Regions from separate parts of the Mus musculus genome. Here all the other regions are linked to region 3. The links are chromatin loops, found by intact Hi-C in ENCODE. Cell type or tissue: left cerebral cortex. All regions are shown on one strand.

The links. Peaks named below come from ENCODE experiments on the same cell type or tissue, not always from the same donor. Only the 100,000 strongest peaks of a DNase experiment are listed, where the experiment ranks them.
Region 1: it touches region 3 in a loop (6-fold over the local background); 3 of 42 quality-filtered maps call a loop at or near these places.
Region 2: a loop joins it to region 3, with 9 times the contacts of the local background. A loop is called at or near these places in 31 of 42 quality-filtered maps.
Region 4: it touches region 3 in a loop (9-fold over the local background); 35 of 42 quality-filtered maps call a loop at or near these places.
Region 5: a loop joins it to region 3, with 9 times the contacts of the local background. A loop is called at or near these places in 37 of 42 quality-filtered maps.
Region 6: it touches region 3 in a loop (4-fold over the local background); 7 of 42 quality-filtered maps call a loop at or near these places.
Region 7: a loop joins it to region 3, with 8 times the contacts of the local background. A loop is called at or near these places in 2 of 42 quality-filtered maps.

What each region holds. Positions count from the first base shown.
Region 1 is chr4:138,746,567-138,750,566 of GRCm38, forward strand. Pla2g2f (phospholipase A2, group IIF) reads right to left here. Exons shown (of 5, transcript NM_001360875.1): 5 at 3,967-4,000. Among named protein-coding and RNA genes, the nearest start is that of Pla2g2f, 9.0 kb to the right of the region's middle. In left cerebral cortex, CTCF peaks have their summits at 1,425 and 2,292 (motif pointing right); DNase peaks (open chromatin) are centred at 503, 1,399 and 2,296; H3K27ac peaks cover 2,423 bases.
Region 2 is chr4:138,560,243-138,564,242 of GRCm38, forward strand. It overlaps a transcript of Vwa5b1 not described here. Among named protein-coding and RNA genes, the nearest start is that of Vwa5b1, 62 kb to the right of the region's middle. In left cerebral cortex, a CTCF peak has its summit at 1,941 (motif pointing left); DNase peaks (open chromatin) are centred at 350, 515, 1,947, 2,558 and 1 more place; H3K27ac peaks cover 2,111 bases.
Region 3 is chr4:138,445,700-138,449,699 of GRCm38, forward strand. No RefSeq gene overlaps it. Among named protein-coding and RNA genes, the nearest start is that of Camk2n1, 7.4 kb to the right of the region's middle. In left cerebral cortex, a CTCF peak has its summit at 1,880 (motif pointing right); DNase peaks (open chromatin) are centred at 784, 1,401, 1,888, 2,299 and 2 more places; H3K27ac peaks cover 2,533 bases.
Region 4 is chr4:138,849,396-138,853,395 of GRCm38, forward strand. It overlaps a transcript of Pla2g5 not described here. Among named protein-coding and RNA genes, the nearest start is that of Gm32930, 12 kb to the right of the region's middle. In left cerebral cortex, a CTCF peak has its summit at 2,295 (motif pointing left); DNase peaks (open chromatin) are centred at 2,282, 2,854 and 3,749; H3K27ac peaks cover 2,429 bases.
Region 5 is chr4:138,698,244-138,702,243 of GRCm38, forward strand. It overlaps Gm32770 (a long non-coding RNA gene), which reads left to right. Exons shown (of 5, transcript XR_390863.2): 2 at 2,042-2,212; 3 at 2,312-2,436; 4 at 3,137-3,232. Among named protein-coding and RNA genes, the nearest start is that of Gm32770, 23 kb to the left of the region's middle. In left cerebral cortex, CTCF peaks have their summits at 2,176 (motif pointing left) and 2,381; a DNase peak (open chromatin) is centred at 2,146; H3K27ac peaks cover 2,627 bases.
Region 6 is chr4:138,791,811-138,795,810 of GRCm38, forward strand. No RefSeq gene overlaps it. Among named protein-coding and RNA genes, the nearest start is that of Gm32871, 13 kb to the left of the region's middle. In left cerebral cortex, a CTCF peak has its summit at 1,674; DNase peaks (open chromatin) are centred at 951 and 1,664.
Region 7 is chr4:138,882,428-138,886,427 of GRCm38, forward strand. Pla2g2e (phospholipase A2, group IIE) reads left to right here. Exons shown (of 5, transcript NM_012044.2): 5 at 1-387. The coding sequence ends at 130. Among named protein-coding and RNA genes, the nearest start is that of Pla2g2e, 6.5 kb to the left of the region's middle. In left cerebral cortex, a CTCF peak has its summit at 2,080 (motif pointing left); DNase peaks (open chromatin) are centred at 919 and 2,053; H3K27ac peaks cover 1,265 bases.

The sequences.
Region 1 (4,000 bases), 300 kb after region 3:
CAACCCCAGCCCCTGCTGCTGGCACAGGTAGCCTCTGAGTGCTGATCTAGTGCACACCAGCAACTCCTGACCCATCCCAAGGCAGGCGCTGTCCAACCCCCTGGTCTCTGTCACCCAGCTGGCATTGCTGCCCAACAGCTTGAACCTGACCATGTCCAGGAACTCCCCTTCATAGGCTGAGCCTAGATGAAGCAGAACTGGGAAAGGGAGAGCTCAGAGGTCAGTCTTGGACCCAGGAAGCCATGTTCCTGGTTCTGGCTGTGCCTGAGGGACACAAAAGAAGTGGCTTGTGATTCAGAGTTGGCTAGAAGGGAGAGAGGCTGGAATAAGGGCGACCTCCCCCAGCCTCCTCCTCTAGTTTTCTCACTGTGGTGAGTGGCTGGTGTGTGTGTCACCCAGTGTGCTTTTTCGTGCACGGTCTCACTGATCACTGGAGAGACCCTAGGACTCGGTGACTCACTCTTGGATCACTAGTGGAAATGAAGGCTTGTGTCTGCAGCGCGCCGGAAGGCAAGCCTGGTCTCCCGATTTGAAATCTGGCTCATTTCCACGATGTCTACTTCCTTACAAACCATCTGGATTGGAATCACCTAGGAGACACACCTCCAAGTGCTCCTTTGAGGGTGTTTATGAGGTAGTTTGAGGAGAGAAGACCAACTCTGTATATGGTAGACACCATTTCATGGCTAGGGACCCAGACTGAATAAAAAGGGGTAAAGGAGAAAGGTAGTTGGTCGCTAGCCTTCTCCCTCTCCCTCCTTCCCCTCCCTCCCTCCCTCCTCCCTCCTTCTTCTTCTTTCCTCCCTCCTCCCTCTCTCCTCCCTCCCTCCTCCCTGACTGTAGGCCAACATACCCAGCTGCCACAAGCTCTGGCTCCCATGCCTTCTCCACCACAATGGACTGTGTATGACCTCAAACAAATCCTTAAAAGCCCCAAACAATCCCTTCCTTAAGTAGCTCTGCCAGGAAGGAACTCTGTCACAGCAAAATCAACTAAGACACATCCCCCTTTATAGGAGAGGGCTATTAGATGCGAAGCTTTCTGAGGTTATGGCTCAATGGAGTCAGGGGGCAATTCTTGGGTGACAATGACTAACTTATGTGGCCTCTCTGGGAGTTAACCTCCTCACTTATAAAGGAAACGGTGAAGAGTGCCCAGCTCAGGCGGCTGCCAAGCTGGAGAGATAAGGCAGCTTGGGGCACAGTGTGCATATAGTAGCTGCTCAGTTACTCCTTGACTGACTCCTGCTCAGTGGGCTGCTCTTGCGTGGTGGCCCTTACAGGGAAGTCTGGTTTGGCTTTGCCAGGATCCTGTCTCTGAGTCTAGGAAATGTCAGTATTTCTCTCCAGAACCTTGCTTGTCACAGTCACAGTGGCATCAGCTGCTCGTTAGGAAGCCACAACTGGGGAGCCTGACAGCTGGTGTCGCTGTGCCAGCCTCGGGGGAGGAAGGGCTGTGTTCACAGTCAAGGCTGGGCTGAGTAAATAGCCGTGCTCCAGCCCAGCACCTATTGCATGCACACGGAGCCCGGCTCAGCCCAGCCCAGCCCAGTACCTACTGCATGCACACGGAGCCCGGCTCAGCCCAGCCCAGCCCAGTACCTACTGTATGCACACGGAGCCCAGCTCAGCCCAGCCCAGCCCAGGGCGAAGGGGCCTGTGAGCTTGGGAAGTAAGTGTCCCCCCACTCCCTCCTCCTTAAGCTCCCTTCAACTCCCCCCACCCCACCCCCCAATCAGGACCAGACTGGTTCATTAATCCACAGCGTTGTCTCTGCCAGGTTTCTGTTTGTGGGGAAGGTCATGGCCAATCCATTTCTTCCTCTTCCTGCTCCTATTTGCCTACCTGACTTCGAGACCCATAGGTGATCAACACCAGAACCAGAGGCGTCATCACCAGCTCCAACCCTTTCTGTCCTCCATGCCAGACCCTGTACTAGGTCATGCGCCTTCTTGACCTGAGTCCCACCCGACTCCCAGACCTCTGCTGTGCACTCACCAGTCGCAGAGTGCAGAGGCTGAGACTTGGAGGGGTGATGTGACTTGCCCAGGGTCCTGTGGCCAGCCAGTGGCTGAGCTGGGTACCACCTAGTCCACTGTCTTTGCCTGAAACGTCTGGCGGTTTTGAGAGGTAGTATTGGTGTCCATGAAAAGATGGTGGAGGTAATATCCTTTTGCTCCAGGGGAACATTGGCTGCCTGGGGTGAGATCTGTCTGTGGGATAGGGACCCCACTGTAGTTCCACAGCAGAGGAGCCAATGTGGTGAATAGCACCAGGTGTGACCTATACTGACCACCAGGTGTCACCCAAGTCCTAGAAAAACAGTCATAAATCTGGCCTCAGTGGGAGAGGATGCACCTAGCCCCACAGACACTTGATGTGCCAGGGTGAGGAGATATTGGGGGGTGGGGGTGCACAGCAGACAACCTCAGGGCTCAGAAAGGCTGAGCCGGAGTAACAAAGGAGAGACAGACTGTGGGAGTGAGGAGCCCACCTCAAGGTCCTGGTTTTCCTGCCCTTCCTCTCTCCCCAGCCCTACCCGAATGGCCTCTGGGCATCCCTGGGACGCCCCTCTCCCCACCAGACTTGGAACATCTTCATCTGTACTGGCATACCACAGAGCACCGTGTGTGAAGGTTAAGGCCTTCCTCACCCGCCAGGCCTGGGCTCTTGGGGAACAGAGGCCATACCCAGGAGACACTAAGGATACAGAGTCTCTGTCTTCTTCTAGAATCTCCTAATGAGCTGGGTCTGCGATGCAGAAAGGCTGCTCCACTAAGGACTGAGGCAAGGGACAGAAGCTGTGTGTGTCAGCCTCCCCTCCCTTGGGAACTTCTTCCCCCATACCCCCAGGAACACTGGGCTGGGCTGGTTTTGTCCACTTTACACATCCTACAGTTGGGAAAGAAGGAGTTTCTACTGAGATGTTGCCTCCATCAAACTGGCCAGCAGTGGTACCTATGGGGCATTTTCTTGATTAGTGATTGACGTGGGAGGGTCCAGACTCTGTGGGCCGGTCCATCCCTAGGCAGGGTTGAATAAGAAAGAAAGCTGAGCAAGCCATAGGGAGCAACTTAGAGAGCTGCTTTCTTCTGTTTCCTGCCGCTGGCCCTGCTGAAAGCCCTACCCTGACTTCCCTCAATGATCAACGGTGACAGAGATGCATAAGGCAGATAAACCCTGGGCTCCCCCAGTTGCCTGTTGGTCGTGATGATTGTCTCAGCATTAGACATCAAAGTTGGACAAACACTCGTGCCTCTGGACACTGTGCCCATTCAGGAACCAGACGAGAAGACGTAAAGGAACCTGAATGGGAGAGGAGGCAGGGGCTGGGACCTAGATGGGTTTGCTCCATGGCTTCCTGTGGCTGCCCCACTTTCTCTATCTGAGGCATCTGGCCTCAAAACTAGTACCAGGAGGAGACTGATTTCCTGCCTCTCTCTGACCCTCCCACCCTCATTCAGCTCACTAAGATAGCTGCCATTTTCCTGGCTGCCCTATCAGGCTGTGACCTTTAGGCCAGAGGTTCCATCACAGAAGGGACAACCAGAGATACAGCCCTAAAAGAGGGCGGTGTCCGCACCTCAGCCACTCGTTGCTGCACATCAGTGTGGAAGCACAAAGGGAGGGGTAGTCGATGGCCGTTTGCATGATTCGGAGCACAGCTGTGGCTTCAGAGACTTTGGGACAGTGCCCCGGGCAAGGTGGATGCCTGAAGCAGCCCACACAGGTTGTCATCATGGAGTGGTGGGTCCCCACGCCCCTGTCCATCACCTGGGCATCACCTTCCTCCCTTCTCAGCTGTGCCTTTAGCCTCACCGGGCCGTATCTCCCCACAAGCATAGGGGTGAGGGAAAGATGGAGCTCGGCCAGCCGTGACACGTAAAGGAACCTGCCTTCCTCGGTACTGGAGACCTAGGAGTGCATCCCTGTACCCACCCTGACCCTAAGAAGGACCCAGCAGTGGCAGCCAAGACAGGAGGGTTTTTATTAGTTTGGG
Region 2 (4,000 bases), 110 kb after region 3:
TCACATACAATGCACACACTCACACACACTCACACATGCACACACACTCACATACAATGCACACACTCACTCACACTCACATACACGTGCTCACACACATGCACACACTCACTCACACCCATTCACACTCATGCACACACATCCATACACTCACACACGCTTATAAAATAATAATATTAACACATTTAAAAGGGAGCAACTTAGCTAAAGTGAAGTCATCTGGCTGGGCCCTGACTCAGAGTCTTTGTTAAAAAAAGCGTGCTGGAGATAGGAACCTCTGGGGAGGCTGCACAGCAGTTGCCTGTACTGAACACTCATGCGTGGTGCTTTGCTGTGACAGCCTAGCATGGCAGTGCAGGCAGGGACTTCATTTTGCTTCTAGGTTTAGTAGGTGACATGGCTTGTCAATAGAGGGAAAGATCTCGGGTATGACACATAAGAAGTGACCAGAAAGTGGGACCCCCAGTCCAGATGAGAGATCTTGCCTGTGAGGTTGAGTCCAGACTTTCCCTCTTGAGGCAGAGGGAGCCTAGAGGATGCTTGAGTCTTCCCTGGTTGCAGTGTGGAGGCTGGATATGAAGCCATCATCTGCAGGCAGGGAGAACAGCTGGCATAGCACAGCAGGGATCTGAGCAGAGTCTGGGGTGACGGTGTGGATATGTCAGGGAAGAGTGAAGGGTGGTACGCATGAGAAGCCAAGGTTTCTATTCTCATTCATTCACTCATTCATTTACTCATTCTCTCATTCGCTTTATATCCCGATTGCAGCCTCTCCTCCAATCCCACACTCTCACCTCCATCCTCCCTTGCCCGGCACATCGAGGTGCATCAGGACTAAGCTCATCTTCCTGCACTAAGTCCAGCTAGGGGAGAGGGATCCAAAGACAGGCAACAGAGTCCGAGTCAGGCTTCATCCAACAGCGGATGGAAACAGATGCAAAGATGCACAGCCAGACATTAGGCCGAGTTCAGAGAGTCCTGTGGAAGAGTCGGGAGAAGGATTAGGAGCCCGCAGGCTTAAGGACGACACAAGACCTACAGGGACAACTCACCTGGCCCATGGGGGCTCACAGAGACTGAGACACCAAGCAAAGGTCTCCACTCTTAAAATTCCATCTGTCCCTTCCGTTTCTCGCCCTGAATTTGGTGATGTTTGGTATATCTAACTTTTTATACTCAGTATGCAAAGATCATGGGGCTTGAGTCATTTCAGGTCCCTTCTGGAGTGAATGACAGAAAGGATGGTCCTAACCTGATCACTGACTGAAGCCAGTGCTTACACGGGTGCTATGGGAGTGGGAGAAGCTTTGCCTTGAAGGATGTCATAGCCAATGAAGGAGACAGAGCTCTATTTGAGAACCCCTGTCTGATGAAGGACATAAAATCCCTGCCCGTGAAAGGCCTCCAATCTGATGGGGGCAGGGTGGTATGCAGCAGTACACACACACACACACACACACACACACACACACACACACACACACACACACACACAGAGAGAGAGAGAGAGAGAGAGAGAGTTAGAGTTGGGAGCTCCTAGTCTAATGGAAGACATAGACCACTCCCCCTCACCACTAATAAAATAGGAAGTTACTATTGAGAGGACGTCTGGGCAGTTTGTCTGAAAGAAGTAGGCATTGCCTGAGGTTGTGGGGAGTGGTGCAAATATTTTGGAGGAGAGGAGGAGGAATGGGCCAAGCAGGCAAGGACCACATAGTTACTTTCTCCTGCAAAGGTCAGCCAGCCTGGGGTCTGAACACACAGCTCTGTACATGGCGCCTGTCAGCCGGCTTCTGGGCTGCTACAAAGTGCTTGGTTTTAGCAGAGAGGAGAGAGGTGGTTGACAGGAACAGCCTGGGTCGTGGGGCACCATCCTTACGCTTGCTCCTCAGTTCCCATACCCAGGCTGTGTACAGCCCTGGTCTGGGAAGGCAGTGCACACCCACAGCGCCCTCTGCTGGATGTCAGGATGGCACTGCCAACTTGAGTGCAGAAGAGATCTGGTAAACAGCTCCTGCTTTCCAGCAGGGAGTTCCAGGTTCAGAAGTCACCCAGGCCGGGGTGGGGGTGGGGTGGGGTGGGGGGGTGGGGATGGGGGGTAGTGGGGTGACACAGGGAAGGTGTCAACGCCTGGCAGAACGTGTATCTACCCGCTGGATCTGAGGTCTGAGGCTTTTCTGGGACCAGTTTGTCTTAGGATGGCTGAGAAAGCTATAGCAAACAGCTTCCCTACTGTCGGCTGAGCCGGGTTTTAAAGTGGGGTCTGGCCCACCTTCTAGGTATCTGGGATAGGAAAGGGCCCTTTGCATCACATATCACTAAGATGATCCAGGGCTCATTGTGCAATAGAGCATGTGCGTCCCTTTCTTCTTCCAAGACCCTAGACCTGGGCTGGACGTTGGGTGTGCTCCGGCTGGATGCTCCCAGGGTCACAGTGAGTGAGTGCAGCTGGGGCTTCCAGCAGAATGATGGAGTTTGACAGGGTGGGGCTGGAGTCCTCTTGGTAGACCAGGATGAGGGGACCTGAGAGCTCACGGGGAGCTCAGGCTATGGTGTGATAGGCAACAGTGCCCTGCAGGGTACAGGCTGTTATCATGCCCAGAATCCCGGGTGTGGTCAGTTCCTGTCTTACGGAGATGCTGGAGTTAGCCCAGGAGTCCCTTTTAATCTTTAGTGCATCCTTACCAGTGTGAGGGACAAGGAGGTCCTCACCGCCATCCTGGCCTGGCCTTTACAGGAGGGTCAGTAGAACATGAGGGGGAAGTGCCATCAGGGTGTCACCGACTGCTTTAGCTCAGCCTGTTGGCATTCCTGTGGGAACTGATAGTGCTTCATTGCGATGTTTGGGGGCTGGTGGGAAATTCCTAATTTAGTCAACCACTTCCCCTGCAGTCTGCTAAGGGCTTGTATTGATCACGTTTCCTGTTGCTGTGACCAAAATTCCTGACAAGAAGCAGCTTAAGGGGGTGGGGTTCTTTCTGTCTTACAGTTCAAGGGAGTGCAATTGAACATGGCAGGGGAGTTGTCAGCAGGTCACATGACATTACATCTGTAACCAGGAAGCAGAGGCTCGTGGAAGGTGGTACTTAGCTTACTCACTGTCTTTCATGCAGCCTGGGACATCAGTCCGTGGGGTGTCCTACCTGAAGTGAAGGCGAGTCTCATACTTAAGCTAAGCCAATCTAGAGAACCCCTCATAGACATGCCCAGAGATGCATTTCCTAGGTGGTTCCAGTTCAGGTCACATTGACAATCAATATTGACCACTGTGGGGGTCACCAGTTTGGGGGAAAAGGTGAGTTGCTTTGTGATGTCCAAACGAGCCCCATACTTGTTTGGGGGAGACAAGTTTGGAAGCTGTGGCCTGTTGAATAAACACATTTTATGGATGCTGTTTAATTAAACACAGTTCAGCATCCTAATTTTAAACTATGTCCCATAGGAAGAGAAGGTATTCTATTCTTTGTAAGTTAGAAAGTCTCAGTTGTTAACATCCTTCCTGGTCACTCTCTGTTACAGAAGGCTTGGGATAGCAGGCAACACAGATGAACTCTGCTAGGAGACCATGCGCACATCTGGCTCGGGTCCTCCACTGGATAGTGCCAACATCTGTGTTGGTTTGACTGGCGGCTTTCTCAGGCTGTCGGGCCAGCTCCATGGGTGCACTTGTGATGGCCTGGGCGGAATTGGTACCCCGGGGGTAGTCCCTAGCTAATGCCTGAGTGGCGCTGGTACTCACGTGACCTGTTTCTTTTAAACTTGAGGTTTTTATCACTCTGGGTCCCAGAATTCCTGGTAGGAACTGTGACCAACTTCTCAGGTTTAAAACCTCCCCACGACCTCTCAGTCCCCAGCAAACCAAGACCGTCGGTCATCTTAGGAGAAAGCCTTGCCAAGTCAGGGGCAGCTTACTAAGGAAGGTGAACTGGTCCCTGTCCTGCTAGTTTGGCCTCTGAGAACAAAAGGACCGGACACAAGTCAAATCTTGTCACACCAACAG
Region 3 (4,000 bases):
TCCATTGCTGTGGCCCCCTTAAGCTCCTTTCCTTGTATTCTAGGGCTTTTCTAGCCCGTAGACCCAGGCTCTTCCACCTACCTTCTGCAAACCAGTCCAGCGGCCCATGGACCACATGGCGTGGCTCATCACAGCAATGGTCCTTGCTCCTGGTACAGAGTTCCTGTATCAGTTGCCTTTCTTATGGCTTTAACCAAATACCGGACAAAAGCAACTTAAAGGAGAAAGTGTTTATTTTGGCTCACAGTTTTAGGGGAACCAGTCCACCATGGTGGGGCAGGAGTGATGGTGGGCATTTTGCTTACATCTGTGCAGAAGACAAAGCAGAGAAAAATGAGAGCTTGGCTTGCTTTCTCCCTTTCCCCTTTTTACTCGGTCTAAGAGCCCAGTCCGTGGGACAGTGATACCAACACTCACGAGGGTCACAGACACACCCAGGCAGTAGATCACATCACCTAGGTGAGTAGCTCTCAACCCTTTGGGAGTTGAATGATTCTTAATGATTCATAACAGTAGCAACATTGCAGTTACGAAGTAGCAAAGAAAATAATTTTATGGTTGGGGTCACCACAAAGGGAGGAACTGCATTAAAGGGCCGAGAACCCCTGCCCTAGGTGATTCTAAATCCAGGTAACAAAGAAGATCAACCTCACACCTGTCCATGGACTGAAGGGAGGCTGCCTGGAGGAGCTGGCCTATGGTCCACAGATGAGTGCAGCAACTTGGATGCTAAGTGATGGGAGGGGGGCTCTTTTAGGGCCTGTGTACCAACAGGGGTGACTCATATAGGAGGGACATCATGTGAAGTGACTCACCCAGAGAGTTGAAGATTCTACACAAGCACACCAGGGCACCGTTACCAGACTATGGTAACTAAACTTCCCAAACAGAGAGCTAAAAGATTCAAACTCTGGTTTTCTTTGGTCCTGGATCCATTTTTTTTTTTTTTTAAATAAAGACAAGGTCTTAACTATACAGTGCAGAATGGCCTCGAACTCAGGTCCTTCCTGCCTCAGCCTCCAGAATGGTGCGCCTGACTGCCGTGTGATCTCTGTCCTGTGGTGGAACCTCTCTGACCTCCAGTTCTAACTAGAAAAGGAGCAGGTGGGATTCAAACACTCCAAAGCTCCATCCAGCTCAGCCATTTCGTGTGTCCACAAGATGGAGAGCGGAAGAGGTGCTTGGGGGCCCTCCTGTGGGCTGGGCATCTGGGAGCTGTGCCGCTTCGTTTTGGCCTAGCTGTACCACAGCCGCAGGATGGCGTTTGTGGAGAGCCGGGGTGCGCAGCACATTTCCTCTCTAATTAGATAGCGTTAACTTAACCATTTAGAATGAGATAAGTTTCCATCCGTGATGTCCCTAGTTGCTCCCCGAAGTGCTCATTAGTCACTTCCCTGCAGCTGCCTTATTGTTTTCCAGATGCCAGCCGGGGGACTTGGCATTTCCCTTCCCTGATTGGAGTGGGCAAAGCTGAGCTGGGAACACAGGCAGGCATCGCAGGGAGGGGCTTTGCGGCTTCTGCTCTTCCTCCTCGTGCCTTCCGGCCCACCACCTCACTTTAGGGGGTCCTCCTGTGGGCTCAAAGCAGCTACCTATTATTCTGGGTTGAGACTGGCGGCGTGGCGGCCACAGAAAAGCTCAACACGTTTATGAGGCCTTTAATGTGCCTGGCATCTGAGTGCCTGAGGGTACAAAGGAGTGCCTGGCATCTGAGTGCCTGAGGGTACAAAGGAGTGCTTGCTCCTGCTCTTCACAGCCTTCCCTCCCTAGCCAGGTGCTCCTCAGGAGGGCGCTTCAAGCTTGCTTGCAATATTTATCCATCCTCCTCTCTGCCACCCTTCCCCGGCTCTACTCCAAGTGAGAAGCCTCCCATAGCGCAGCGTCTGATATGACCACCAGGTGGTGCTGTGCGCCCACAGTTGAGGACTTCCGGGGACGTTGGAAGAGAAACAGGTTATGACCAGAGGCCTGTGCAATTGTCTAGACCGGGAGGCCTGGGAAAAGGCCTCAGAGGTCTGAGAGAAGACTCTAGCTAGGGAGGACCCCAGGCTGCCAAGCCCAGGACCACCTTGGCACACCCTGGTAAGGATGAAATTGAAATTCTGGAGTTTCCACCTTCCTTGCCCAGCTCACCAGGGCACTGGCTGAAAGTGTGAGACTTTGGAGACACTCTGCAAAGTGCTGGAATGGAGAAGGGGGTCCTCACATTACTCCCGCTGTGGTTTCCCAAGCGCTCACGTCTTTCAATGCGCTAGCCATCTTTCCCTTACTCAACTAGATATGCATAATGCATCAGATGTCTTAAAATATGCGCATGACTTCACGCAGGGGAGGGATGCTGGGGAAAAAACCCTTATGACACAGATTTTAGCTTCTGATTTTTCTCTGGGAGAAATTTTACTTCTCCCCAGCCTGGCTCTTTGCCAGCTCTCACTCCCCTCTCTCCTGTCCTTACCCACTCCCCCTCCGCCACTGCCCCCACCCCTACCCCTATCCCCAGCTGCCTGCCTCCTTTGCCTCTAGCTGCCTTTTCTCCTCTTCCTCCTATGCCCTGGCCCTTTTCATTATGACCCTTCCTGATGGTTGGATTGGTCTTCTCCGCTGACCACTTTTTAGCTCTTTTTGATTTCTGTGGACCTTCCTCGTCCTCTCATCGTGTTCCGATCTGGCCCCGCCCCCTGGACCAAATAGCTTTCTGCACTCAACCACCCCTGCCCCAGGGCTGCCAGGCAGATCCTCCCTAATTCTGCATGGGCTGCCCTTCAGCCACCCACTCTGCCTGTTTGTTAAACGGGGATTTCTGTCCATCTCTCCAGATCCCAAGGGCTAAGGGCGAAGGGACCCACTGCATGGAACTGTTGTTCCCTGTTTTGGTTTAAGGTACAGACTCCATCCGTACCTTGCCTGAGCCTCACTCTCTCATTTGATGTCTGAGAGGAACTCTGGCTCAGAGAGGGCAGTGCTGTCTCCAGGTTACACGGGGGCGGCAGCGGGGGCGGGGGGGGGGGAGTAATGGGGAGGAAGGGGTTTGCCCCCACTAACTAGTGCTTCGAAAGCTGCTCCGAGTCTCTTCACAGGATGGCTTTCTCACCTGACGGAACTATGGGGCCATCCTGCTTTCTGTATGGAGACTGGGCTCAGCAGCTAGTTGGTGTGTCTCTCTTGCCAGGGTTGAGAGAGCTCTCTGTTCTGAGCTCAGATCCAGGGCTCGCCTTAGCTCATTCATTCCTTGGCTTATGGGCTGGAAGTGCGAACTGATTCAATGCTATGTTGTCCCAAGGACACCCTGGAGGGAGATGCCCCCGTGCTGTTTCTAGGACACAGCCTTCTCTTCATCATCTGAAAGCCCTTCAGGTTCCTAGAAATCTTGCACACAAGGTTTTGCACCTTGGGAAGAGAATTATCTCTTTCCTAGACTCCTTTGGCCTGGGACGAGTTCCCATGGTTACGGTGAGGCGGGGTGAAGAAGCTTGCACCCACTCTCCCAAATGCTGGCTTTCAGTGCCAAGGTGGCCTTGGGCTGTCACTTTGCTGTTCTGGCCTGGATGCCCTCAACTGTAAGATTGAGGTGACAGTTGACAGCCATCTTCCAGGGGCCTGCAGGTGGACATATGTGTATTTTGGTTGGCAGGACTTGAGCAGAGCAGGTGACAATCACTGGGTGGGGTGGAGCTTGGGGTCAGAGCTCTGTGACCTCTCTGGGCTGGAATGGGGTCAGCTTCTCTTTTGTCCGCCCCACCCCCCACCCCTTTACCAGTCATGTTTTGACTCCATTCTTATTGAAATCAAGGCTTTTTTTTTTTTTTTAAAGGTGTATGGGTGTTTTTGTCTGTTTGTGCACCAAGTGTGTGTCTGGTGGGGGAAGAGAGCATTGAATTTTCTGGGTGTGGGATACCATGTGGGTTTGGGGAACCTAACTCAGGTCCCTTACAAGAGTAGCTGGTATTCTTAATCGCCGAACCATCTGTCCAGTCCGTGGGGCAGAAGCTTCTTGGGAGCC
Region 4 (4,000 bases), 400 kb after region 3:
AGTGTATGTCTAACCACGTGTGTCTTTGCTGGTACGTGGTCACTGTGTGCTTGTCTCTGACTGGTCTTGAGTGTGTGAATGAACGCTGTTTCTTTTTTCCTGCCCTCAGCCACCTAGACCCAATCCTCCTCTTGGTTTTCTGGCCACTGGATCTAATACCACAGGGATTCAGGTTTTACTTACATATGAATAATTTTGAAGTTGTTTTATACTGTTCTCCTGCTATTTTATACTGTCCTGTTTCATTGCTAGCTCTGAAAAATGGGGTATTACAAACACACAGACACAAACAAATCACCAGCACGAACACACAAACACGCATGCATATTCAAACATCAACACATATATACATGCACAAACAAACACACCTGAATGCATACACAAACTCACAAGCACAAGCACACAGGCATTTGAAAACATGCGCATAAACATGTATACACACACATGCACACACAAAAACTCACATGTGGAGTACAAATACAAAATCACACAAACACACAAAATATACATTCATAAGCACACATGCATACAAACCCAGGAACCAACATGCAGATGTTAAAAAAAACCCACAAACACAAATTCATGCAAAAGAAACCCACACATGCACACAAAAGACACACACATGTGTACACACGTACACCAAGAACACACAAGCATACAAATGTTCACATACAAACACATATATGCCTGTATACACACACATGCCTACATGTGTGCACAAACATAAGCTCACACACAAATTCATTAGGGCACACAGACACACATAAATATAATGTGTACACATGCAAAACCAACACACACAATGTGCATGCATGCATATGCCCGCAAAGAGACACCAACACACAGACATCCATGAACACACATGTGCAGATGCACAGACACACGCATTCACACACAAACTCACAGAGAACATATAAACAGACAGATGCATACACACATAAAATGCATGCAAATGAAAATGCATGTAAATGAAAAAGCACACACAAACAGAAGCACATACAAACCCTCACTAGAGTGGACTGTCCCCTCCCCCCACCATTCTTGAACTCCAGACACCTGACTCAGACACACTGTGTTGTTAGTTATTAAGTCAGCTACTTCTTGATGTGGGATCCACTCTGTCTCTCAGAAATCTTTAAGAACAATGCCTCATTGTATCTAAGGGAAGGCTTGGCACTTGCCCGCTCCTGTTCTGTCTCTGTCTCTCTCTCTCACACACATACAGAGAGAGAGAGAGAGAGAGAGAGAGAGAGAGAGAGAGAGAGAGAGAGAGACCGTAGCTACACTATGCTCCTGTCTGCCTATGACACTAACAACTCTCCAAATAAAACTCTCTCCTTTCTCCTTTTTTTTTTGTTCCCTTCAAAATCCCGCTCTGTCGTCCAGGCAGATGAGGTTGGCCATGACTCTCCCACCTCGACCTCCTGAGGGCTGGAATTTCAGACATGAGCCGTTATCCCTAGATCTCTATTTTCTCTGACCAACACATGTAAACCAACGTGTGTGTTAAATATTTGATTTTGGCTGCGTGTGGAGGTATACACTCTAATCTCAGCACCCAGGAAGCAGAGGCAGGCAGATGAGAACTGCCTCAAATCACAACAAACAAGGAGTTAAACCTTGTAATAGGAAATTCCTTTTGGATTTTTTTTTAGTGAAAAGGAATATGCGCTCTTCTGATCCCTTAACCATTTGCCACTTCCAGGAAGAAAGATTTCCTAACCTAAGAACGGGGGGGAGATAGATGTGGCTGCAGTCCTCAGACCTCAGCAGACAAGTTTCTGTGTGCGGTGGGCAGCACTTAGCACACAAATTCACACTGGCCAGAGAGCACCTGTCTGCTTCCCAGAGGCAAACCAGCCCATCCAAGTCTGCCTGACTCTCCTTTGTATTTGCCCCAGTGATATGAATCTCTGAGCACAGAGCCCCAGACCCTCTTGCCCCTTTCTTTGCGGAATAAACCTAATGGCTGAATTTCGGTGTGATTTAAGCGTCTACGGTTGAGGCAAGTTTCTTCTCTTCCCCTCCACACAGGGGACAGGCACCCTTATTATATAAAGTGATTAGCTGTTTTTTTCTTTGTGCCACAAGTTTGAAAGTAGTAAAATGTCACCTGCAGGTTCTTGAGAAAAGATGTTCGGCCACCCAGAGCTCTGAACTGTCCCTCTGATGTTGGCTTGTGTAATTTGGGTGGTGAAGATGGGAGAAAAGGCAATGTGAAACCCAGAGTCTTCCCCACTCAGCACACGTCCCCATTAGATGGGGCTGGACGGTCCTATGCTGCCATCTACTGGGCACTGGGCCTCCCTGCAGCTTGGGATGGGTGGCATAAATTATCTTCCAGGTGCCCCTGAGACTCTCCAAGGATAGAAACCATATCGTAGCTCCCTCTGAGAATTTGTAATACCTGGAGTCTGAACTGTGAATAGCTGCAACTAAAGGTTTGACTGGGCCTTTTAAGATGCTAGCCAGGAAAATGGCTAAGCCTGGGCCTTAGGTTCTCAACCTGTGGGTTGTGTCCCCTTTGAGGGTCAAATGACCCTTTCATAGGGGTTGCATATCAGATATCAATATTACAATTCATAGCAGTAGCAAAATTATAGCTATGAAGTAGCAAGGAAAATAATTTTGTGGTTGGGGGGGGTCACCACAGCATGAAGAACTGTATTGAAGGCTCGCAGCATTGGGACGTTTCAGGATTACTGAAGGAGAAATCTTTACAAATGACCATCAGCCAAGAACTGTCCACTAAACCTTGCACTAAAGGAATATTGATAGGTTTGGGGGTAAGACATTGTTTACAATGAACATGTGTTGGCCACAGATAAGACAGGCGGAGACCCATCTTGGTGGCAAAGGCCCATAAATAAACCCAGGAAGCTGAGGCTTGTGGGCTGCCAATCTGAGGCCAGTCTGAGATAGAAAAAGAGCTCTCATTCAAAGGGAGAATTGCAGAAAAGCAGGGGGGAGGGATTATGGAGAGAGGAAAGCTCAGGATGGAAGCGTTGGGTCAGGAGCTATGGTCCCACAGATCAAGTCACACCCAGCTGCCCATACAGCCTGGAGAAGGTGACAGATAGCCCCTCTGTGACCTTGCACTATGGGCTAAACTTCTCCTGACCCCCAGAAACAGAGCAAATCTGGTTACAAGCAGGTACTCTGTACTAACTACATGGCATGGGACCATAGGAATCCTCTGTCTGTGTGTGTGTATGTCTGTGTGTGTATCTATGTGTGTGTGTGTTTGTGTGTGTCTATGTGTGTGTGTCTGTGTGTGTATGTGTGTCTGTCTGTGTGTGTGTCTGTCTGTGTTTGTCTGGCTGTCTGCCTGTGTGTCTGTGTGTGTCTTTCTGTCTGCCTATCTGTCTGTATGCCTGTGCATGTGTGTGTGTGTGTGTGTGTGTGTGTGTATGTGTGTGCATGTGTGTCTGTGTATGTATGTGTGTGTGTGTCTGTGTACAGATCTGCATTTGGAGGTCAGAGGACCACCATGGGAATCAGTTCTCTTTCCACCATGTGGGTTCCAGGAATCACTCAGCTTATAAACCCCCTCACCGGTGCTCTGAGCCCTCTCGCCCGCCCCCCAGGCTCTTTTAAACAGCACTAATTTTGCCTTTCACGCAGACACTTATCCATCCTTTTTTCTGTTTACAAGATTGGAATTTTTCCATCCGTGAGCTGCCTAGCTTCCCTTCTTCTTGTAAGGACTCTTTTAGAGGCAGTATTTTCCATCCTGCAATATTTTTAGAAGCTTCTGCATTCAAATCAAAAATTATACCTCATTGTCTCTAAGGTGTGGGATTCCCACACACATACCTCCAAAAGTGACACTCTTGGGTGAGCAGTCTGGTCCTTCTGGAATGTTCCACATTGCAGCTCTGCAAACGCCAGCAGCAACTCTCTCACTGAATTCACTCGGTTTCAGTTATAAGCTTTTATCACCAAATTTAGGGTCACATATTAGGCCTGGGCTATGAGGGTCACACTCATCTACCATGAC
Region 5 (4,000 bases), 250 kb after region 3:
TGCCAGGCAAGCATTCCACCACTGAGCTATACTGCCAGCCCCCAAAGCTCGAGTCCCAGCCTTCTCTCTCTGACACAAGAGGATTCACTGTTAGGAATCACTGAACTGCCTAGCGTAGGTGCTGTGCTCAGCGGTGAGCCAGGATAGGAAGGCAAGAGACACCATTCCTCACCACACAGACAGCAAACAGGAAGCTATGAGAGACCAGAGCTTTGAAGGTGCTGAACAGAGGTGCCCAGAAGACTGCAGGAGTAAATAACAGAGAATCAGTGAAGCATGGGGGGTGGTCACAGTACAACTGGACCAGTCAGAACCTGCAGGTATTCACAGTTTCTGAGAATGAAGCAGGTCATGTTAGGGAATATTGGAACTCATTATTGCTCTAGTACTTAATGAACTGAGTTCTGGAGGGTACTGAATACAACTTTAGCAGGGCTTACAATAACAACAGTATTACAAAAGATAACAAGCACTTTACCATTGACATTATGTAAAGGTATTTATGTAAGACCAGCATTGAGATGGAAATATACAAAGTAGTTCTTTTATAGTAGTTAGACTATAAATTAATTTTCATGATTTTTTTCCAACATTACATTGCCTCCAATTTAAAGAGAAAAACAAAATCTGCAGTAGCTTGTCAGGTCTATTTTTCTGTTGCTCTGATTAAATACCCTAACAAAAGCAACTTAAGGGGAAAGGGTAGTTAAGTTGGCTCACAGTTACAGGTTACAGCCCATCACTGTGGAGAAATGAGAGCAGCAAGAACTTGAAGCAGCCAATCATATCACAGACACAGTCCAGAGACAAGAGCAGTGGATTAATGCTTTCTCCAGTTGGATACAGCACAGGGCCTTCTGCCTAGGGAATGGTAGCACCCTCAGTGGGCAGTTTTTCCTATCTCAATTAACACAATGTCAAAGTAATTCCTTATAAACCAATCTAGTCTAAAAGATCCTTCATAGAGACTTCCTTGCCAGGTGACTCTAATAGTATGTCAAGTTAACAATTAAAACTGTCCCAGTAGCCAAAAACATTCCAATTTTAAAAATCAACTGAGAAAGCATCTATGGTAAGGTTAAGAAAGGAATCTTTAAAACAGTTCAACCATCCACACATTTCACAGGACTTGTGGCCTTTGGAAAAAGATTCTACAAGAAAAAAAAATATTTTTTAGGGAAATACTGAAAGCTGCTCAGAAACCAACATATCTCAGGCACTAAGGATTTGCTATTGATATTTTTCAAATGTCAGAACAAAACAATTCTCAATGCAAGAAGAAAAGTTCACTTTTTATTACACAAACACTACAACCCAAGTTCTGCTCTGTTTCTCACATTTGAGTATTTTCCCATATATACCCCAAAACCTCGTGTAGCTTTAGCTATATTTTTATTATGTAATATCCATCCCCCTCAATACCACTACAAGAATTCTAAAACAGTGATTTTGGTTATTCAAAGAAGGGCTTAGTGACTATGTGTTAAACACGGTAGTTCTGGAACATTTATTGGTGTGTACTGACCTTCACCTTTTACAATTATATTGTATTGAGGGTCTAGGGAGATGGCTCAGTTGGTAGATGTGCTTGCCGAGCACGTGTGAGGATGTTGAGTTTTATCCCTAGAACATAATTAAAATGCTAGCTTGCATCTGTACACTCGCGCACACACACACAAGCGCACACACACACAAGTGCACACACACACAAATAAGATTATAGCCAAGAGAAAAGCAATGCCAGCCCTGTCATGTTGTGAGCTTGAGCAGAAAAGCTGAGGTGGCATGGACTGCCAGTTATCAAGGACTTGTAGCAGGGACTCTGACACAGAGACATCTTGGAATCTTTGGTTCTTCGAGGCTGGTTTCTTGAAGGGCCAGCCCAGCCTGGATCAGAAACCTCTGTGCCACCATATCCCCGTGTTTACCATGTGGGATTTGGATCTGGGGCTTAACTAAGACACACTCTTTGAAAACCAAATCGATTTGTGAGACTCAAAGTTCTTGACCATTTCCCGTTCTGTCCTGATTCTACCTGCAGAGCCCAGTTGTACGTCTTGACTTGGTCCAAGGAGTGCAGCATCCTGGTACCTGCCTCCTTCTCAGCCAGCTGGAACCAGTAGAACGCCGCCTGGTCTGCTCCAGGCCTTATTTGCTGCATTTAGAGGCACAGTGCCATCTAGTGGACAGAAAAGCCTCTTCATGCTCTGAGGTTTGTGGGGGTTTGTCGTCTTGTTTGTTTGTTTGTTTAATTAGTAGGGAATGGTGGTAAATAGACTGAACGAATGAGTTGTCGTCCTTTGATTCCCAGGAACACCTAGAGACAGAAACTGTTCTCTCGAATTCCACAGAGCCAGCCAGTGCCTGCAACTGACTTACAGAACCTCTTGGCCCAGTCTTGGTTCAGGGTTTTTGGGACCATGCCACAGAGAGCAGGTGAAAATACTTCTGGCTTTGGTTGAGTAGCAGCTCTGGCCTCAGCTGGTGGGTGTGTGCTGGGGTTGGTCGCTGGAGGACCTCTGCTGCTCTATGCAATACCTTGGCTCGGCTCTGGGCGATAGGTGCAGACTCTGGGCAAGTTCAGTTGTCTAGGTACTGCCGTCTCTTTCTTGCTCTGAAACTCAGCCGTGTGAGGGACTATGCAGAACTGGGGTGGGGGATGGAACTAAATGCCACAGAGGGCTCTTTGTGCCTGAAGACAGAGAAGGAACATGTACAGCATTCCTCGCCCCCTCTCCTGCCTACAGGTCACCTCCAGTCTCTGGTCTCTCTCCTGCTCCCTTTTCCTATTTAAAATCTCCTGCAGCTGTGGGGTCCTGGTCTCCAAGGACATGGCTGTTTAGGTCCCCAACAAGGGGTGAAAACAGCATGCTTTCTTTTTGCTTTCTGGGATGGACTAGGAGAGACTGCACAGCACTAGGGCTCTTCAGCCAATCTGTGTCTAAAAGGTGCACACTGAGCGGACACTGAGAAGAGTGCCACCCCTCCCCCTGCCCAGAGGGAGAGACTACCTGATGTTGAACTTTCAAAATTCCAAAGTGTTGGATTGAAACATACGTCGTGCTTTGGCATGACCCTCCGTCCAGATTCTTTGCCTACCGAGGGAAGCAAAATGCTTTCTTGTCTTCTCTTTCAGTGGCTGGGCTTTCCCGTTACTTTTGGACCATCATCCCAGCAAGAAGGATGGATGGATCCGTCTTGCCTGAAGCTTGACGCCTCACAGAGTCTACAGGTCAGAATATGAGTACAAAGAGGCTGTGTGTGAAAGTATAACAACATAAAAACAGAATTCTAGGCCTTTAGGCCCAGGCTTGGAAATGTGGCCTTTGTAAAGGTATGCTAATCATAAAACAGATAGCAACATTCCTCCACCCACCCGCTTCCTGGGTTCAAAGAGTGCTCATTCAAAGAAAGTCACCCAGAACCTGCAATGCAAATGTGCTATTGTTAGGGACTCTTAAAAGCTGTCTTGAGAGTTAACAATTACCAGGTATTCCTTGTGACTCTTGTAACTTTACACTTCCTTGTGACTCTTAACTGGTATCTTTGGTATCTTCCAACATCGCCCTCCCCACTTCCTTAAGTTGTGGTTTCTTCCTTTAAATACCCCCTTACCCAGCTACTCGGGGCGCCACGGTCCTCTACCCCTGCGTGGTGTATGACCATGGGCCTGAGAGCGCTCTTGAATAAAAATCCTCTTGCAATTTGCAGCAAGACCCGTTTCTTGTGGGTGATTTTGGGGTGTCGCCTCTCCTGAGTCAGAACGTGGGGGAGCCCTCACGTTGTGGGTCTTTCATGTGCAGTTCAACGTCTTAATTTTTCCTCCCTCCCTCCCTCCCTCTTTCCTTCCTTCCTTGCTCCAAGCTACTTTGAGTTTGGAGAACTTCTCTGCCTCTTTGCTTTTTCTATCTCAAAGAATCCAACTCTAAGACCTTTGCTGTCTGGAATGTCCTAAACCGGCCAAGACTAGACAAAGCCTTTAATGCCAAGGGCCCTGGCT
Region 6 (4,000 bases), 350 kb after region 3:
GCCTCTCACCAGGACAAATGACATCTATCCCTCGAGCCAAGGCTGAGCCACGGAGCCAAAAGGCAAGATACATTCTAGACTAAACTAGCCCAGTGTACTCTATGGGTCCAGTTGTCAGTGCTGGGGGCCTCCTGAGTTCTAGGCTGCAGTCTCTTGAGTGCACGTCGCTGGCACTCTCTGAGCCTCAACTACTATGCGTGAAGAGGAATTTCAGTCCTGTCTCCACCAGTTTCGAATCATGATGATGAAATATGTACTATGGCTTTATAGCACAGGGGCCCATGTGGAACCCAGCATCTGTGGCCATCATGGTGACTGTCAGCATCAGAGGCGATGGGTGATGTGTTTTATTGACACTTTTTATGGCTGTGTCCTTCAGTCTCTCCCCAGGGCTCATTGTCACCCAGGGCAGCTTATTTGTGCCCCATGAAATGATCCAGAAAGCCACGGAGAAGTGATGTGTCTGCTGTCACTGTGACTTGGGGAGCCAAGAGTAGTAGCTCATGGATGCCACCAAGACATAACTCTTCTCCTGGGACAGCAGCCTCCTAGCAAAGCACTGGAGCGCTGTCCAGGTCCCTTGAGTTGTCCTGTGAATTGGCTACAGGGAGGCTTGGATTGCTTGGACCGCCCCAAACTCCAGAGTCAGAGAGCCTGTTTTGAGTTCTACCTCCATCACAGATTGGAGTACAACCTTCCTCAAGACTCTTTCAGTTCTCAGGTTCCCTCTTAGTTGTGTGGGCTTCTGGGAGATTTGGCCTGGGTCAGAACACTTGGTAAAGGGCAGTCCTACAATCTGAGGCGTTCCACACTGGAATGAACCTTCCACGAGGCTGCAGGCCTGTCCAGACTGAGAGATGATCTGGAAGGTAATGACAGGCTCACAGTTTACAGCCCACAGGTTTATTGGAAACCTGAGTAAGCTTGGCCCAGCAACTGGCTCGCTTTGATTCATGGGAAACCAGTCAGACAACATTCTGAACTTGCTAGATCGGCAGTTCATGACAGATGACTCAACGAATTTTAGACACTGAGATAAACAATCCTCACTCAGTTCGAGTTGGGTGCTCAGACTTGACACGTGGCTTGGCTCATCTCCAGACTCTGAATCTTTGCATAGACGAATATGTGACTCCGAAATGCAGCCTTTCTCCCTCTAAGGGTCTCTTGTGTTTTCCTAAGCTTTTCCCTGTGCTAGGGAAAGATCAGTAAGTCCGTGGTTATAGATTGGTGCAGGGGGATTGACCTGATGACCCAGAATCATTCAGAAAGGGTAAGAAAGGGCAGGTGATGTCTATGAAGTGCTTGTTGCATGTACATGAGGATTTAAGTTTGATACCCTAAACCCTACAACCTATGTAAAATATTCTTCATGGTATTTAACACCTGTGAGCCCATCTAAGGAGGCAGGGGATGGGTAGACACCCGGTGCTGGCTGGCTGGCTAATTTGTATAGCTGGATTGAGAGCTTCAGATTCAGTGAGAGCCTCCCAGGATCACCTACCCTCTGGCAACACACACACACACACTCACACACGGGAATATATGAGTACATGTGTGCACACATGCAGAAATACACACACAGAGAGGGAGGATTAACTGGGAGGGAGATTGGCTAGGAAGGGAAGGGGGCTGAGGGAGATCAGAAGAGGAAGGAGGACCCCTGCTGGGGAGGATGGAGATGACACACTGTCTTGAAGAGGAAGGTCTGGAGCAGAGCCTTGGTGTAGAAGACTTTGCTGGTTAGGTGGAGCTGGTGCATAGGGCCCGATACACACACAGGCAAAGGGTGGAGTGTGGGAATGGGCAGCCACTGGGAGCAGTTGCAGGCTTGTTTGCCCAGTGTTCAATTAGAGTCTCCCTGACAGCACTGTCTCACTCACAACGGCCGTCTTCCTCCTGAAATCTCACTGGTGCTTCCCTATAGGAGAACTCTGGTCACATCCACTGAGGTAATCCATGAGGCTCAGGAGAAGAGAGGGGAGGGGCTCCTCCTTACCTCTGGCTCACAGCTGTCCCAACTCTCCTTCCTTGTGTTTAGGGGCTGACATTGCAGTTAAGAGTGTTCAGGCTTGGTTTGGTGATCCGCTCCCATGACACACACCATTTATCAAGTGCCGACTGTATGCCAGGCAATAGGATGTGTGCTTCCAACCGGTAGCACATTATCAGGTAGACATGCCCAGCAAACTAATGAAGGTGTTTATGAGCTCACTAGACAGCCATAGAACTGAGGCACAGAGAACAGAAATCAAAGGCCTTAGGTCACCTGTGGAAGCTGTGAGCCGCATTCTGGTTTTGGATTGTTTATTTGTTTTTAAGGTTGCTTTCGTGTGTGTGTGTGTGTGTGTGTGTGTGTGTGTGTGTGTGTGTGTATGTCTGTGCGCATGTACATGTGAATACAGATGCCTGAGAAGTCCAGAAGAGGGCAGGCACTGGATCTCCTAGAGCTGCACATACGGGCAGTTGTGAGCTGCCTACGATGGGAGCTGGGGAGACTAAACTCAGATCATCCGCAAACGCACCAGATATGCTGAACAGTGAAACCATCTCTCTAGCGCCCTCAACCTCTTTGAGACAGAGACTCAAGTAGCCCAGGCTGTCATTGAACTCTGAAATTGAACACTGAACTCAAGGTCAGCCGAAGATGACCTTGAACCCCTGAGCCTTCTGCCTCTGCATCCCAAGTGCTGGGAATACAGGAATACACCACCACGCCCAGCAATTGTCTACTTTTGATAACTCTTGATTGAAGCATTAAGACAGAAGGCCAACCATGTGACCACCTCTTATTCAAACAGCCAGGTGCTTGTAGAAAGCGTAGGTGAACATTAGCAAGACAAACCTGGACCTTCAGCAAGACAAACCTGGACCTTCTCACACAATCCACCAATCGTATCTTAAGTAACGTGGCAGGTGGGGGGCAGGGTGTCAAGGCTTCTGTGTTTCCTGCCCACATCCCCAGCCCCATGTCCTATACATTCCTGCTGTCCTTTGCTGGTGGCATTGCATGTGGCTTTATGACTTGGTAGATACAGCAACAAATTAGCTATGCCCATCAGAAGGAATGTCTCAACAGAGTCCAGGCCATGAGACCCCTGGAGCTGCTTCTTAGACAGCAGACCTTTGAAAGAAAGAATTAAAATTCAATGTCCATGACTCATGCAGCTTGCTAGTTAGGAGGGCTTTTTGAGCCTAGAGCAAAGAACAAAGGCTGTAAAGTCATCCCAGGAACCAACTAGCCATAAAGATAGGGAAGACATAAAAGAATGTCCTGACTGGCCCAGCGCCTCCCTATCCCCCGCCCTTCTGACCTAAGTTAAATGTTAACTGGATGCTCTGCTGTTACCTCGATCTGCACATACAGTCTGCTGATATTTAAATGAACCAATCATGTGAAACCGCGCCAATTCCTCCCCCAGCCCCAGACTCATTTCTATAAAAACCCCTAGCTTTTGAGCCATGTGGCCGACAACTGCTGTCTCCTGTGTGAGATACATTTCGGCCCAGAGCTCCGTCATTAAACTACCTCGTGTGTTTGCATCAAGACAGTCTCTAGTGTTTCTTTGGGTGCACACCGAATTGGAAATTGAGTGGGGGGGTTCCCCACTTGGTTCTTTCACATTGTGTTATTGTAAAGTGTGTTTCAGTTGGAGGTGACCGTGCACACCTGTAACCCCATCCTGGTCTACATGGCAAATTCCAGGCCAGCCAGGGCTATATATCAAGACCCTGTCACCCTAATCCCCCAGGACAGAAAGAAAGATGGATGGAAAGAAGGAAAGACAAGACAGCCAGACAGACAGGCAGTCAGGCAGAAAAAAGGAAGGGAGGGAAGAAAGAAGGGAAGGAGGGAGGGAGAGAGATGGGGGGAGAGACGGGAGGGAGAGGGAGAGACAGAGACAGAGAGAGAGAGAGAATTCTGGCTAGTCATCAGGTCTGTCCAGCAGACCTGTGGGACAGTAGGGTGATGTCTTGTGAACTGAGAAGTGTTCCCGTT
Region 7 (4,000 bases), 440 kb after region 3:
TTGCCAGCGGCATACCTGCGAGTGTGACAAGAGAGCCGCTCTCTGCTTTCGCCACAACCTGAACACTTACAACCGCAAGTATGCCCACTACCCCAACAAGCTGTGTACTGGGCCCACCCCACCCTGCTGAGGCCCTGCTCGGCTCCATAGCCACCCCAGGCTGCTGCAGTCTCAGGCCCAGAGAAGCTCGGAACCCAGATTCCTCTCCCAGCAGACTCATCCCGCCCCCCCCAGAGATCATGAGCCCTGGTCTCTGGCCTCCAGGACCACACCAGATCCACGGGATCAGCTGAAGAAGTCACGGGACTCGTCAGCGCTCACAAGATCCACTAAGTCGCCTCTGGCATCTCAATACCCTCTTCTGAATAAGAGAAGTCTATTTTCCTGTAACAGTCTTCCATTATTTCTTCAGACTTTACACAGTTGTTTACCTGCGTTCCCTCATCCATCCATCCATCCATCCATCCATCCAGTCATATTTTGAGCACCTATCCTGGGCCAGCACAATGCTAAGCACTGTCATACAGTAGGGAGAGAGGTGACATGGTGGCTCCTGTCTGTAGGGCCAGCCATAAGTCCTTTGTTTTCTACAGCAGTGAATTCCCACGTTTCCATGCCCTGAAACTCAGACTTTGAAACAGCCTGACCCAAGCTCACACAGAGGCCCACCCACCTGCCCCTGCCTCCTGAGGGCTGAGGTGAAGGTATGTGTCACCATGCCCAGGCCACACACCTCTCTCTCTCTCTCTCTCTCTCTCTCTCTCTCTCTCTCTCTCTCTCTCTCTCTCTCTCTCTCTCTCTCTCCAGTCTTATCCAAGACTGTCATGGTTCTCTCTGGAAGGAACATTTCTGGCCAGATGGCTTACTATGAGAAACAAACAAAAAAAAATGCAAACCTAAATATATGTTCCTGTTGTCATCAGACCTCAAAACGCCCCCACTGGCAAGGACTAATTTAGATGGGAAAGCAAACCCATCTTGTCCACCTTTAAAAAAAAACAGAAACACTTTTTTTTTTTTTGAGGTGAGGTCTTATGTAACCCAGGCTGGCCTTGAACTTGCTATGTAGCCAAAGATAACCATGAACTTCTGACCCTCCTGCCTCCACCTCCTGAGTGCTAGGATTCTGCGCTTTAACAACTGGTTTTACACAATACTGGGAAGAAACCCCCAGGCTTCCCTTGCGCTAGGCAAATGCCTATCAACTGAGGTCTGCCTCTAGTCCAATCTCCTTTTTGGATAGATGGGAATCTGAGGGCCAGAAGGGCAATACTCTGCCCAGAAGGTGAACTCCAGGCCCTTCACTGCTTGAAGAAGTGTGCACCAGCTGTGTCATCATGACATTCAGGTATGGCTGCATTAAGTGGACCTAACAGATGGAAGGTCCAGGTGTCTGTTCAGGTGCCCATCCAGGTGTCCATCCAGGTGTCTGTGCAGGTGTCTGTGCAGGTGCTCATCCAGGTGTCCTTGCAGGTGTCTGTGCAGGTGCCCATCCAGGTGTCCATGCAGGTGCCCATCCAGGTGTCCATGCAAGTGTCTGTGCAGGTGCCCATCCAGGTATGCATTCAGGTGTCCGTGCAGGTTAGCTGTGAGCCTACACAGCTGACTCGGGCTCTAAACACAGAGTCAGAAAAGAAGAGTTCAGCATGTTGGGATCATTAAAGGGTTCCCAGCAGGAGAGACCTGTGGCAGATTTTACTCCTAACTACAGCGGCAATACCTCAGCCATCTGTAATAAGTGGGCAGCAGCCTGAGCGAGAGGAGCTGGGTCCATGGCTCAAAGCAGCATAACTATCGCACAGGGTGAGTTTCACAGAGGACACCAGATAAACATCCACTCCCTTCATCTTCTTCATGGTATAACAAGATCTCTTCGAGCATGAAATCAAAGGGATGTGTCATGGGGAACTTTGAAAGGGGAAGCATCTCATCGCTTGAAAAAAGAAGAAGTGGGCGGCAGGTGCGTCTGTTGTGACTGACTCAAACAAGGCTATAAAGTAAAAAACTTGGGAGGGACACGAGCCTGACCCTCATTTGACAGGAAGTGTGGTCCTGTGGCGCCCTCTGGTGGCCATCTTTCAGACTGTTAGGAAGGATATAGGCTCTGGCTTATACTGGGTTTCCTGACTGAAGTGCACCCTGGGCTAGTGACAGGTGGCCTCACCACCATCAATGGGATGACAATGGACATGAAGGCAGGGGAAAGTCTAGAAAAGGGGCCTACAATGTGTGGGGAGACCAGAGGTTGTTTCTGGATATGGTTGACTGTAGGTCATTCTTTTTGTTTGTTTGGTTGTTTTGGTTGTTTTGTTTTGGAGACAGGGTTTCTCTGTATAGTCCTGGCTGTCCTGGAACTCACTTTGTAGACCAGGTTGGCCTCAAACTAAGAAATCCACCTGCCTCTGCCTCCTGAGTGCTGGGATCAAAGGCGTGCGCCACCATGCCCGGCTGACTGTAGGTCATTCTTGATGGACTAATAATTGTATAACCATCCAATAACTGAAATACTTTGAAACAAGACTCCTGAGAAGCCCACAGTGACCCAGCTTAGACCTCAGACCAGGCTGTAAGCCCGTGGACCACAGAGTCTTCGGTTTTTCCAGGACTCAATAACTATTCAGCGAATGAATCCAGAGTCCATCTAGATCCCATTTGCACGAGTCTGTCCCAGGTACAATCCCGGACACTGACTCAAGATTGGTGGAAACGGCTGACAAAGCAAGGAGAACCCTGAACTTGAAGTCAGATACAGACCTGTGTCCTTCTGATTCATAGCAGCAGGCTGTCTACGGAAGTGGTTCTCAACCCGTGGGTCACGACCCCCTTGGGACTGAGCAACCTTTTCACAGGGGTCACCCAAGACCATCAGAAAACATGGATACTTACATTATGGCTCATAACAGTAGCCAAATTACACTTGAGGAGTAGCAACAAAAATAAATTTATGGTTTGGAGGGGGGCACCACAACCTGAGGAACTGTAATACAGGGTCTCTGCATTAGGAAGGTGGAGAACCACTGCTCTAGGCAAGGCTCTTGCTGCCCAGGAGACTGATGGGCAGAGAGCAGCAGCTGCAGCAGTAACCATGGCAGCCATGTTGTTAGAAACCTCAGAGCTATGCCAGGCTGGCTGAGGCAGAACATCTTAGTTAGGGTTTGACTGCTGTGAACAGACACCGTAGCCAAGGCAACTCTTATAAGGACAACATTTCATTGGGGCTGGCTTACAGGTTCAGAGGGTCAGTCCAGTATCATCAAGGCAGGAACATGGCAGCATCCAGGCAGGCATGGTGCAGGAGGAGCTGAGAGTTCTACATCTTCATCTGAAGGCTGCTAGCAGAATACTGACTTCCAAACAGCTAGGATGAGGGTCTTAAGCCCACACCCATAGTGACACACCTACTCCAACAGGGCCACACCTTCTAATAGTGCCTCTCTCTGGGCCAAGCATATACAAACCATAACACAGAATCAGTCCAAAAACAGGATCCCCCACCCCACCCCAGGTGTGTAGGAAATCTAGGAGAGTTGCCAATTGTCACAAATGTTCGCACAAAGAAGATGGGACAGAGATAGCTTCCACACACACCTGTGCTCCAGTTTAGTTAAATATATATAAAGTGCATTTCGATGCCTACTGCAGGAACAGGCATTTGTGCCCTAAGACTTGATGGCTGTCAGAGTAGCAACATAACATTAAACGCTAGGTGTTTACAGAATCCAGGCCCTGAGTGCTTTATGTGAACTCGTTGGAGGGAGGGAGGCATGGATGGGTGATGTGGGGGTGGAGGGTGGGTGGATACATGGATGGATGGGTAGGTGAACGAGTGGATGGATGGATAGACATATGCATGTGTGCCTGTGTGGGTGAGGGTACGGGAGGATAGAGGTATGTATGATGAGTGGACTGCATGGGTGAGCAGGTGGATGGATGGGTAGGTGTGTGTATATGGGGGAATGAATGGGTGGGTTCGTGGAGAGATGTATATATATATGTGAAT